2 separate regions of the Homo sapiens genome follow, and region 2 is linked to region 1. Evidence: chromatin contacts called from ENCODE Hi-C or POLR2A ChIA-PET data. All regions are on one chromosome and are shown on one strand. Each heading gives the region's core, a stretch centred on a gene start or an enhancer-like site at or near the end of the contact. The rest is flanking DNA. Distances are from core to core; before and after follow the strand shown.

Region 1 (5,328 bases), core at 1,614-4,113:
GGCATTTTCTAGCTGCACTGAGCCGTCTATCTGGGCTCTTAAGGTTATTGTTCCTGGAATCAACCAATTTTTGTTTTTATACTGCTCTGGTTACAAAGTTGCATAGTTTCGAGTGGCCTGCTCCAACCATAATTTTTCCTAAATTTTGTTACTTTAGTACACGGTTTTGCAGAGCACAAGGTTTTGTAAGAAAACACATATCAAGTTAAAGCAGAAACACCTGTATTATTATCCCTACTTTGAAGACATATCTCAGTGTATCCACATTTTCTTTGTAACTGGATTTCCAGTCCTTATGTTAAGTCTTGAAATTACCACAAAGAAAACTTATGGGCTCATTTGTTTGGAAATTAGATAGTGCTCTAATACTCTTTCACCCAGGTAGTATTGATCCAGTGCTGACTGATTTCTAAGATCAGTTGAAGATACTGTCTAGACTTCAGTTTTTGAGCTACATGATTTATTCAGAAACTGAGCATGCCCTCTCTCCCTCCCTTCCTCCTTCCTTCCTTCCTTCCTTCCTTCCTTTCTTCTGTCACTCTTGGAGAGGAGGGCTAATTTTATTAAAACCTATTTCTTGACAGCACAGTGGATCATGCCTGTAGTCCCAGCTACTTGGGAGGCTGAGGCAGGAGGATCACTTGAGCCCAGGAGTTCAAGGCTGCAGTGAACAGTGATGGCACCACCACACTCCAGCCTGGAAAACAGAGCAAGACCCCTTCTCTTAAAAAAAGTTTTTGTTTTTACCTGTTTCTTAGTGATTGTTTTATTTTCAGTGTTGTCAATATGATATATCATACTAAGAGAATAATTTATATTCCTTGAAAGAGAAATAAAGAAAAATGATATTGCATAATGTGAATTTAGAGAGATTACTTAGGTGTTCATTTGTTTGGATATTTCACATGTAAGGTCCCCATTACCTTGCCTTGTGATATGTGATTCATTTGCCCAAAATGATGATGACATCAAATCAAAAAACTTAACTGATGTTCATACAGAATATACCCCTTGCTCTGAAATCCATCCAGATCAAATCCTTGTTATGGCCAGGCTCAGTGGCTAACTCATGTAATCCCAGAACTTTGGGAGGTCGAGGTGGGTGGATCGCTTGAGGTCAGGAGTTTGTGACCAGCCTGGCCAACATGGTGAAACCCTGTCTCTACTAAAAATACAAAAATTAGCTGGGCATGGTGGCAGGTGCCTGTAATCCCAGCTACTCAGGAGGCTGAGGCAGGAGAATCGCTTGAACCCGAGAGGTGGAGGTTGCAGTGAGCTGGGATCGCACCACTGCACTCCAGCCTGGGCGACAGAGCAAGACTCCATCTCAGAAAAAAAGAAAAAAGAAAAAGAGAAAAAAAATCCTTGCTATGTTAGGTTGGTGCAAAAGTAATCACGGTTTTTGCTATTAAAAGCAAAATGGCAAAAACCGTGATTACTTTTGCGCTGACCTAATAACATTTACACTTACCATTTTCTTTACATTATTTAATTTAAAAATCATCTCAATATCAAATAAATTAGTAGCCTATGTTTATTAAATGCTTATCGTGTGCCAAGTCCTCTTCTTTTTTAAAAAATGCTTTTATTTCCATAGGCTATTGGGAAACAGGTAGTATTTGGTCATATGAGTAAGTTCTTCAGCAGTGATTTTGAGATTTTGGTGCACCCATCACCTGAATAGTATACAGTGAACCTGATTTGTAGTCTTTTATCCCTCACCCCCTTCCCACCCTTTCCCCCTGAGTCCCCAAAGTCCATTGTGTCATTCTTATGCCTTTACATCCTCACAGCTTAGCTCCCACTCATGAGTGAGAACATACTATGCTTGGTTTTCCGTTCCTGAGTTACTTCACTTAGAATAATAGTCTCCAATCCCATCCAGGTTGCTGCAAATGCCATTAATTCATTCCTTTTTAGGGCTGAGTAGTATTCCATCGTATATATATACATTCCAGTGGTAACTAATTTATCCTCAAATCGCCTCTTAGAAGGTAAGTGCTCAATTTTCAGGAAAGGAAACAGAAGCCCAGAGGGGCTAATGTGCCTAAGGTCAGGCAGCTAGTGTGTTGTGAAGCAGACACTGACAGCCCAGCACGTGGCTCTGGAGCCTGCAGCACAAATGTCTCCGCCCCTCAGCACTACCATGCTGCCCTATGGAGGGAGAAATATCATTTCCATTTATGTAGTTGAAGAAGGTGAGGCTTGGAGAGGTTAAGTTCCTGTTCCAAAGCCACAGGTGTTAAGTGGTAAAGCAGGAATTTGAGCTGAAAACACACGCACTTGACCTCTTGGGTCCCTCCTGAATTTTATGCCCCTCTGTTGTTGCAGGCTCCTATAACTTCATGTCTATTGTCCCTTGAATATTTTTAAGGCTTCAGGCAGAAAAACCTCAATGCATTGCACGTATTACTTTTAAATTTACATATTTATCATTTATTTCTAAAGTGTATGCAGAAATATCTGGTTGAAACAGGAGGTCTTTAGTAAAAAGACATCAATTTGAAAGAATTCTCAAAAAAAGTTCTCAAATGTGTGAAGACTTTTTTTCTCCATTTAAAAACTATTCGAATGAACTGGGCAAAAGACTGGCTATTCCTGATAACTTTGCGATTCCTTCCAATTTCTCTTTAAAGTTCTCCAGGAAGATAAACAAAAAGATTAAACGGGGAAATGAAAGCTGAGAAGATCATATGCAAAACACCAGCCTGATTCTCCACTCTCTGTATCATTCAAAAGGGATTGTATAGAGCTGCACATTTTTTGGATTAAAAGTTACACACTCCACAGCCCGAATCAAAACAGGACAGATGCTCCCAGAGGAGACTGGGCCTGCTTCTGAGTCATGCGTTCTGTTACTGTGAAACATCAGGTTAGCACTAACCAGAAAAACAGACAGATTCCCCCACTTTTGAAGTGGTCAAAGCCAGATTTCTGCTGTCCACCCACCAGTTAGCATCTCCTGTTTTGTTTTAGTCAATCTCTTCTACTGTTCTTCTTTGGCCAGAGTGGTGGTAGAAGGTGGAGGGAGGGAAGCAAGCAGGGAGTACTGGAGAAACAATTTAGTAGCTCCCACTGGAAGAAGCCACTCACAACATGCAGTTCCCAAAAGAAAAGGGATCCAAATCTAACCCTCTCGCCCAGGAGATCGGCCCTATATAAATCAACTGACCTGGGTTCTATACAGCAGCCTTATCCTCCACCCTGCATAGGAAAGGGGTGCTGCCAGCATCCACATCCCCTTTCTAAGCCAGAATCTCCATCCCCCACGTGCTATGAGCTGAGCCACTCTCGAGAGTTGACAGGAGCTGCCTCACTTGGAAATGTAATGTTCATCCAATGAGTGACACTGTGCAGAAGCCCAGACCCTTGCTTCAAGGGAGGACAATGCTGTGGGGTTGTTCACACTTCAGAGCTCCCCATGGGCTCAGACTGAGACCAGACTTCAGCTTAACCCACAATAGCATCAAGCTCCATCCTCGGCCACATGCTGCTGTGTCTCTTACAGGTTTTACCCCCAAGCGCTGTCTCACCACGTCACTGCACAAGAATCCCCATCCCACGGCCAGGCATGGTGGTTCACGCCTGTAATCTCAGCACTTTGGGAGGCTGAGGTGGGCAGATCACTTCAGGTCAGGAGTTTGAGACAAGCCTAGTCAATATGATGAAACCCCATCTCTACTAAAAATACAAATATTAGCTAGGTGTGGTGGTGTGCACCTGCAGTCCCAGCTACTGGGGAGGCTGAGGCAGGAGAATCACTTGAACCCGGGAGGTGGAGGTTGCAGTGAGCCAAGATCACACCACTGCACTCCAGCCTGGGTGACAGATGGAGACTCCGTCTCAAAAAAAAAAAAAAAAAAAGGAAAGAAAGAATCCCTATCTCAGGCTCTGCTTCTCAGAATACCAACCAAAACTACTACCCATTTTAGGTACACTTAGTATCTTATAAATAAAGGTGAAACAAAACCTTCCTATATGTATTTTTTTATTTTATAGATTTCAAATTAAACTCCAAAAAAACACAGAGCCAGGCTGTTTTGGAGTTCTGAAAATGCATTGCCAAATTATTTTTCTATAGGGATTGTCCCAGTCGTACTCCCTCCAGCAATGTTTCAGAGTTGAAGCCAGCACTAGAGCTCACCAACGGTCCAAACCAATAAGGTTATGTTATTGCTGCTTTTATTTGTATATCTTGGATTGCTAATGAGGTTGAACGTTTCCCCACATTTGTCTACTAATTGCACATCTTTCTTATGTGGATTTCAAATTTGAGAAGAAAATTCCACGTCGACTTTCCAGAAGTTTCAACACCATGAGATTAATTTCAATGTGTGTGAGGGCTTTTCAGTTCCATGAAAGACAATTCCAAGTTTAAAAACTGGGCAAAGTCATCAGGACTGTTTTTCCTGTGTAGAAAGGTTAAAGTAAAACAGATGTGAAACTCGCCTCCAATCTCTTTTCTGACTGTATTATTTGTCAGGGGATGTTAACTCTTGAACGTACATGCACAAGAATGCTGGAGAAATGATTTAATAATCATCCAACTTACATGCCACGCCCTTTTACTAACAAAAGCAAACACATTAATTAAATAAGCATAATTGTGATAAGTGACTGCCTTGGCCTTATTTCCTCAGTCCACGGCAACTGCTTCTTGTCCTGTTGTCCTTCTCATTTTCTTCCCTTTATTCTTCTTCAAGTGCTCTGAAGGTATATACTCCCCAAATTTCGGTCCCTGTGCCTTTTGCTGTTTCCTCTTTACACTCTCCCGTGGCAATGTGTTTTGTTTTGTTTCGTCTTGCTTCTGAGACGGAGTTTCGTTCTTGTTGCCCAGGCTGGAGTGTAATGGCGTGATCTCGGCTCACTGCAACCTCCGCTTCCTGGGCTCAAGCCATTCTTCTGCCTCAGCCTCCCGAGTAGCTGAGATTACAGGCATGCGCAACTACGCCCGGCTAATTTTGTATTTTTAGTAGAGATGGGGTTTCACCATGTTGGTCAGGCTGGTCTTGAACGCCTGACCTCAGATGATCCACCCACCTCGGCCTCCCAAAGTGCTGGGATTACAGGCGTGAGCCACCGCGCCTGGGAGGTAATGTATTTAAAGTGTGAGATTAAACTATCTGGAGGGATTTTTCCAGATCTTTCCATCTTACCGAGGACTGTCAAATTCCTCAGGGTTCCCCACAAAGTAAGCAGTGCTCTCACATGGGAAGAGAACCTTCACACTGAGGACACGCACTCCTCAGTAAGCACTATTCAGGAGGAAATGCCACAGAGATAATATGGTTGTTTCTACATCATTCCCGGACCACCATCTGCACACTG
Region 2 (5,328 bases), core at 1,562-4,061, 120 kb before region 1:
ATACTATGCAGCCGTAAAAAGGAATAAGATCATGTCCTTTGCAGAGACATGGATGAAGCAAGAAGCCTCATGTTATGCTCCTGTTACATGTTATCCTCATGCCACATTTTGTCCTCAGCAAACTAACCCAGGAACAGAAAACCAAACATGGCATGTTCTCACTTATAAGGAGGAGCTGAACGATGTGAACACACTGACACATGGTGGGGACACACACTGGGGCCTGTGAGTGGGGACGAGAGGACGGAGAGCATCAGGAAGAACAGCTAATGGGTGCTGGGCTTAATACCTAGGTGATGGGATGATCTGTGCAGCAAACCACCTTGGCACACAGTTACCTATGTAACAAACCTGCACATCCTGCACTGTACCCTGGAATTTAAAATAAATGTCAAAGAAAAAAAGAAAAATGATAATTTCTCTGAATGCCATGGGTTAGCAAAAGGCTGGGAAGCATTGCTCTAAGATAGCTCCTGGGACCTTTGCATTTTGCTTTCTGACTTTCTGCTCTATGTACAATAATTTTTTGTCATGCCTCCCCGAAAGTTCACCACTCTTTACCACTGCCAGCTACCCTGTCACCACATGAAACGATACTTCGTCTACATGAGCTGAATATTGCATCCCTTCTTCTTCATGTTTGTACACAGCCACCGTTGAGTTTCACATTTTGTGAAATGCAGGCATCACTACAGTTGATGTACAGAAGAACCCAATGAGGCTGAGAATGCTTACGCGCATCACCTCGGAACTGCTGCATGCGTCAAAAAACATGGAATAGTTGCTCCCTTGCAATTGCTGTCAGGTGCCTGCTGCTTCCACCCACTTTGACACTCCAGGCTGTGGGTGCTGCTTGGGGTCCCCAATGGGCCCAGCCTCCACAGGTAGGATTCCAGTTGGCCCTGGCGGGAGGCATGTGACAGCCATGGGGCCTTTCCCCATCCTCTCCCTGGCTTATTCCTGGCTCCCACAACCTGTGTTTGTTACCTAGCTGCATCTCTGATTTCTGAGCTCCTGGATTGTGGGTATTGCCTTCTCGGGTTTGCAATATCTGGCTGATGCCAAACCCCTTGGCTCTGCCTCTCCTAGGGTACAGCCATGGTTTGGGGGCTCAACTTCTCAGGGTCACCGAAGCTCTAATCTGCTAACCCAATTTCAGTTCCTGGATCTTTCTGGCTATTCCTGTTCAGTGGATACCCAACCCTGGTATCATCTTACTAGTCCCGGAATCTTGAATTGAGAGCAAAAAGTAATTGTGTTTTTGTTAGAAAAGATGGGGACAAAGTTAGAGGGTGGGAAAAAGCATCTGATGCCCAAGACTGTGAGCTGAACTGGAAAAATAGAGTGTCTGAGGAACTCCATCAGAAAACTCTGCATGAAGTCTTTGGATTTGGGTTGTCTATCTCCAGTGATAATGTGCTGGTGATGACTAATTAGGTGCACCATCGTTCGGAGACTCAGTAAAGACTACAAATGAAAAAACATAGTCGATCAAGGCATGATTCACACTCAAAGGACTCTTGAAACAAGCAAAGAACTTTGTTGTTTAGTCTGGCAAACATTTCACTTTGAAAATAATCATAAATGAAAACCATGCTCCCTGAATCTTCCAGCTATCTATGTGAAATGCTCTTAATTTCATAGGTGGTTGGTAAGGGACCAATTACTTTCGACATGTGAATGAAATGACATCATCTTTGCCAAACAATGTGCAGTGAAATGAGAGACCACCTTCCTTATGGCATGTTTCATATGTTCTCTCTCTCTCTCTCTCTCTCTACAAATTGGCCCATGAGTATTCCTTCACTTTCTCATTATAACAAAACAAAAGAAAAATCCAATCACATGTATTGCCAGCTGCTTCTCCCTTGTGGCATAATTCTGCAGAAGCAGTGAGAGGACATTTTCAGTGGGAGGCTGCTACAGGACCACCAGAGAGTGCAGGAGGCCTGGGCCAGGGGTCTATGAGCTGCTCCAGAAGCTTCTGACTGCTGCTTCTGGAGCCCAAGTTCTGGGATCTGAGCAAGGTGACACTGGTTCAGCTGGTGGCCCTCTCCCCTTGCAGAGGGAACAGGTGCTTAGTGGAGAAGCTGAGGCCTTGGGCACTCCGTTTTCTTCTCCCCTGGCCCAGGGCAGGCACTTGGGGTGTCCTCTTCCATGGGTGGCCCCTGCTGGGGATTTCCAAGCCCCCAACAGAATTACATTCTTCTTCCTCAGTCCTTGCACTGCCTCTGTTTTCCCACAATAGCAAAATACAATGGCAGCCTACAGAGCACAGCACAAACTAGCATCATGACCTCAGGGCCACTAAGAAGGCCCTAAGACCCCTTGAATCCTTTCATGGAGGGCAAAGGCTTTCTTTCCTCCCTTAGGGATAGGGCCATAGATCCCTCCAGCCCTTGGGCAGCTGAGTGGAACCTGGAACCCCTCAGCCCATCCCGTTCCAGTACCCTCCACCCTTGAGTTGTGGTCCCAGTGACCAGGCAAACATTACCATTTTCTCCAAAAGCTCTGCCAGGACCGGGGCTGCAGGTGACGGCCGCAGATCCTCTCCCAGTGAGAAGATTCTGATGGAGGGAGCACCCACGTTCCGCGGCAGGCATCCTCCACCTGCCCCCTCAGCCTTTGAGCCAGAGCACATCACTCATCCAGTGAGAGAGGTGGCCAGCCCAGGGCAGGAGGGGGGCTCCACGACTTCGGGGCTGGCCAGGGCGTAGTGCTGAGGATCTAGAGAACATTGGCAGTGAAGATTTCCCTATAACTCCAACTACTCTGGAATCCATCCTGACCACTTTTTGTTTTCCCATTTTTACCCAAGGGTCGGCTCTGCTTCTGCAAACATCCGGCCCTTCCCCTCCTCTGGCCTGTGCTCAGAATTCAGAAGCAGCTGTGGGGGCACGCGGCTGTGCCCTTTAGCCCATGGTCACAGGAGAAATGGCCTCAGCAGAAAGACTCCAGAAATGACAGCCATGCTCAGCCTTGGGAGGTTTTACAAAACAACAGCCCTTACCTCCCCTTCCCCTGAAATAAAAAATGCGGAATATTTTTAAATAAAATGTGTCATTTTTTAAGCAAGAGGTATACCATTTTCCCAGTGGCAGTTTTCAAACATTTCAAAAATGTTAAATGGTACGTTAATTCTCCCTTTATTCTTCATGCTTTCTCTCACCCTGGAAATATATGTATATATATGCACACATTATCCTTGGAGGTGTATTTTCTAGGATGCAAATAACAAAGGAAAGTGATGGCATTTGGAATTCAGGTGCTTGAAGAGGTGGACATGTGCTTTTCATTCCAGCATATAATTGAGGACATTGTCACTTGTCTTACACACGTGTATCCAGTTCTGTTCATCTGCCACCCTCCTTGCCTGTATTTGCTGATCTGATCAACTAGGTGTTTGGGTGAATATCCCACTCTCATACCACCACCATGCTTGGAGTATTTCCAAGAACAGTGAATCAAACTTGGGGCCAGGGCATGGCCTACTTCCAACAAAATACAGTCTTATACATTTCAGGACCATTTTACTGCTGTTTGCTATAACCAAATGAGCAATGGGCAGGTTTAGGGACCACAAAAGCAAAGCAGCATAACATTTGGAATTTTCATGTATGCTTATTTCTTAAATTTGAAGAACTCTGTTGTTATTTCAGGACTTGTGTGCTAGTCTTTGATTCTTCTCCCACAAAGCCCGAGAGGAAATCTCCCCTTTCTCTTGCTGTTCTGGCCTTGGCCTTGCAATGTATGGTCTCACTCCCCTTGCACCTGGGCCATGTCCCTTGAACATGGTAGGGTTGTACCAGAGAAGCAAAGCTTGTATTGAATGGCACATTCCATCGCAGAGGCTCTCCTAGCAACATGGCAACAATAACAAACCTAACAATAGCTTTTTGTTTTTAGCTCTATAAAGTGCTGTGGCCATTAGTCTCACCAGAAAATTCAAAGGATAATTTTGCAAGTGACGAGTGGTTTCTAGCTGAAGCATTGAAATTGGAGCCCCTTGATTGCTTTCCTCCAATCTGCTAATATCTAAGTAGGCAGGCACCAGAGTTTCATTTGAGGAGCAGGATGTGCCAAAGGGGGGCGCTGCACAGGGAAATAACAGGGCTGGGGTGGCTCTAGCCCTGGCTCTGGTTGGTGAACTCCCCACATACCATTGGCCAAGTCATGTTAACTCTCTAGATCTTACTCTCCTCATCTTCAAAATGAGGAGTTATTTCAGTGCTGTGAAAAATCCAGATTTTTGGGTCTATACTCATCTTGCTGAATCAGCGTCTCTAGGGCTGTGCTCCAACAATTTGACTTTTAACCAAAGGTAAATGGACGACTTTGTTGAACAGTTCTAAAAACGTTTATGTAATTAGCTTCCCAATTTGGCTTGCTTGGCAATAAAGGATCAATGCATACTTTAGGGTTGGTATGTTATGTATATTTTCTCTGATAGATTTTATAAAGAACTAAACTAACCCATTTTCTTTGCTGTTTCTGATTGTCTATTCGCTGTAAAAGACTACATATCACGTGCCCCATCAGAAAAAACTTTTGAGCATGTGTTTCTAATATATTTACTTTTAAAATATTTCTTATCTAACATCTATATTTATTTACCTATGTCACCAGGCTTTAATACCTACTATTTTATGTTAAATATTATATATTAACATATTATGAACATTATAAAATGTAAAAAATAAATATTTTTAAAGAAAAAGTTGAAATAAGATTTAAAAATTTTGATTAGTGAAAATCTTGGTGTAGTACTTTGTGGCATAGCAAGATCAAACACAATTTGTGATATTGATTTTGAGTTATCTCTCTCTCTATATTTTTTTCTTTCTTTTTTTTGGGGGGTCGGGGTACAGGGTCTCACTCTGTCACCCAAGCTGGAGTACAGTGGCAGGATCTTGGCTCAGTGCAACCTCTGCCTCCTCCTGTCTCCACTTCCCAAGTAGCTGGGACCACAAGCGCACGCCCCGGCGCCTGGCTAATGTTTGTATTTTTTGTAGAGACTGGGTCTCACCATGTTGCCCAGGCTGATCTCAAATTCCTGGGCACAAGTCATCTGCCCACCTCAGCCTCCCAAAGTGCTGGGATTTCAGGCATGAGGCATCCGGCCAAGTTCAGTATATTTTAATAGTTATAATAGATTCAAATATGCTTCACAAAAATACTGTATGTAGATTCACGTACAAGAAGTATCTTTTTAGAAGACTCTCCTTACTAACTTATAATACTGATTTCTAAATTCCATCCACTAATTATGCCAAAGTGTCTTATGAGCTGGTAAATTTCTGCTTTTCTAGATATCAAATAGTGGTTGTT

The links. A loop is a pair of places that touch in the nucleus more often than their neighbours do. ChIA-PET counts read pairs that join two places held with the same protein, here RNA polymerase II (POLR2A).
Region 2: a map with no recorded cell type shows a loop between it and region 1 (2.2-fold over the local background). The contact joins the promoter of LINC02664 here to the enhancer-like site in region 1. A Hi-C loop is called at or near these places in 1 of 37 single-sample maps with no recorded cell type. POLR2A ChIA-PET finds 5 or more read pairs at or near these places in 1 of 52 experiments (RWPE1).

The regions. Positions count from the first base shown.
Region 1 is chr10:31,062,091-31,067,418 of GRCh38, reverse strand. The region is part of intron 1 of LOC105376481 (a long non-coding RNA gene); the gene reads right to left. Among named protein-coding and RNA genes, the nearest start is that of ZNF438, 33 kb to the right of the region's middle. Within about 2 kb of position 2,863, at least 10 of the 41 ENCODE cell types and tissues checked have a DNase peak (open chromatin) inside an H3K27ac peak, as active enhancers do.
Region 2 is chr10:31,185,366-31,190,693 of GRCh38, reverse strand. LINC02664 (long intergenic non-protein coding RNA 2664) reads right to left here and starts at 2,811. Exons shown (of 3, transcript NR_134478.1): 1 at 2,495-2,811.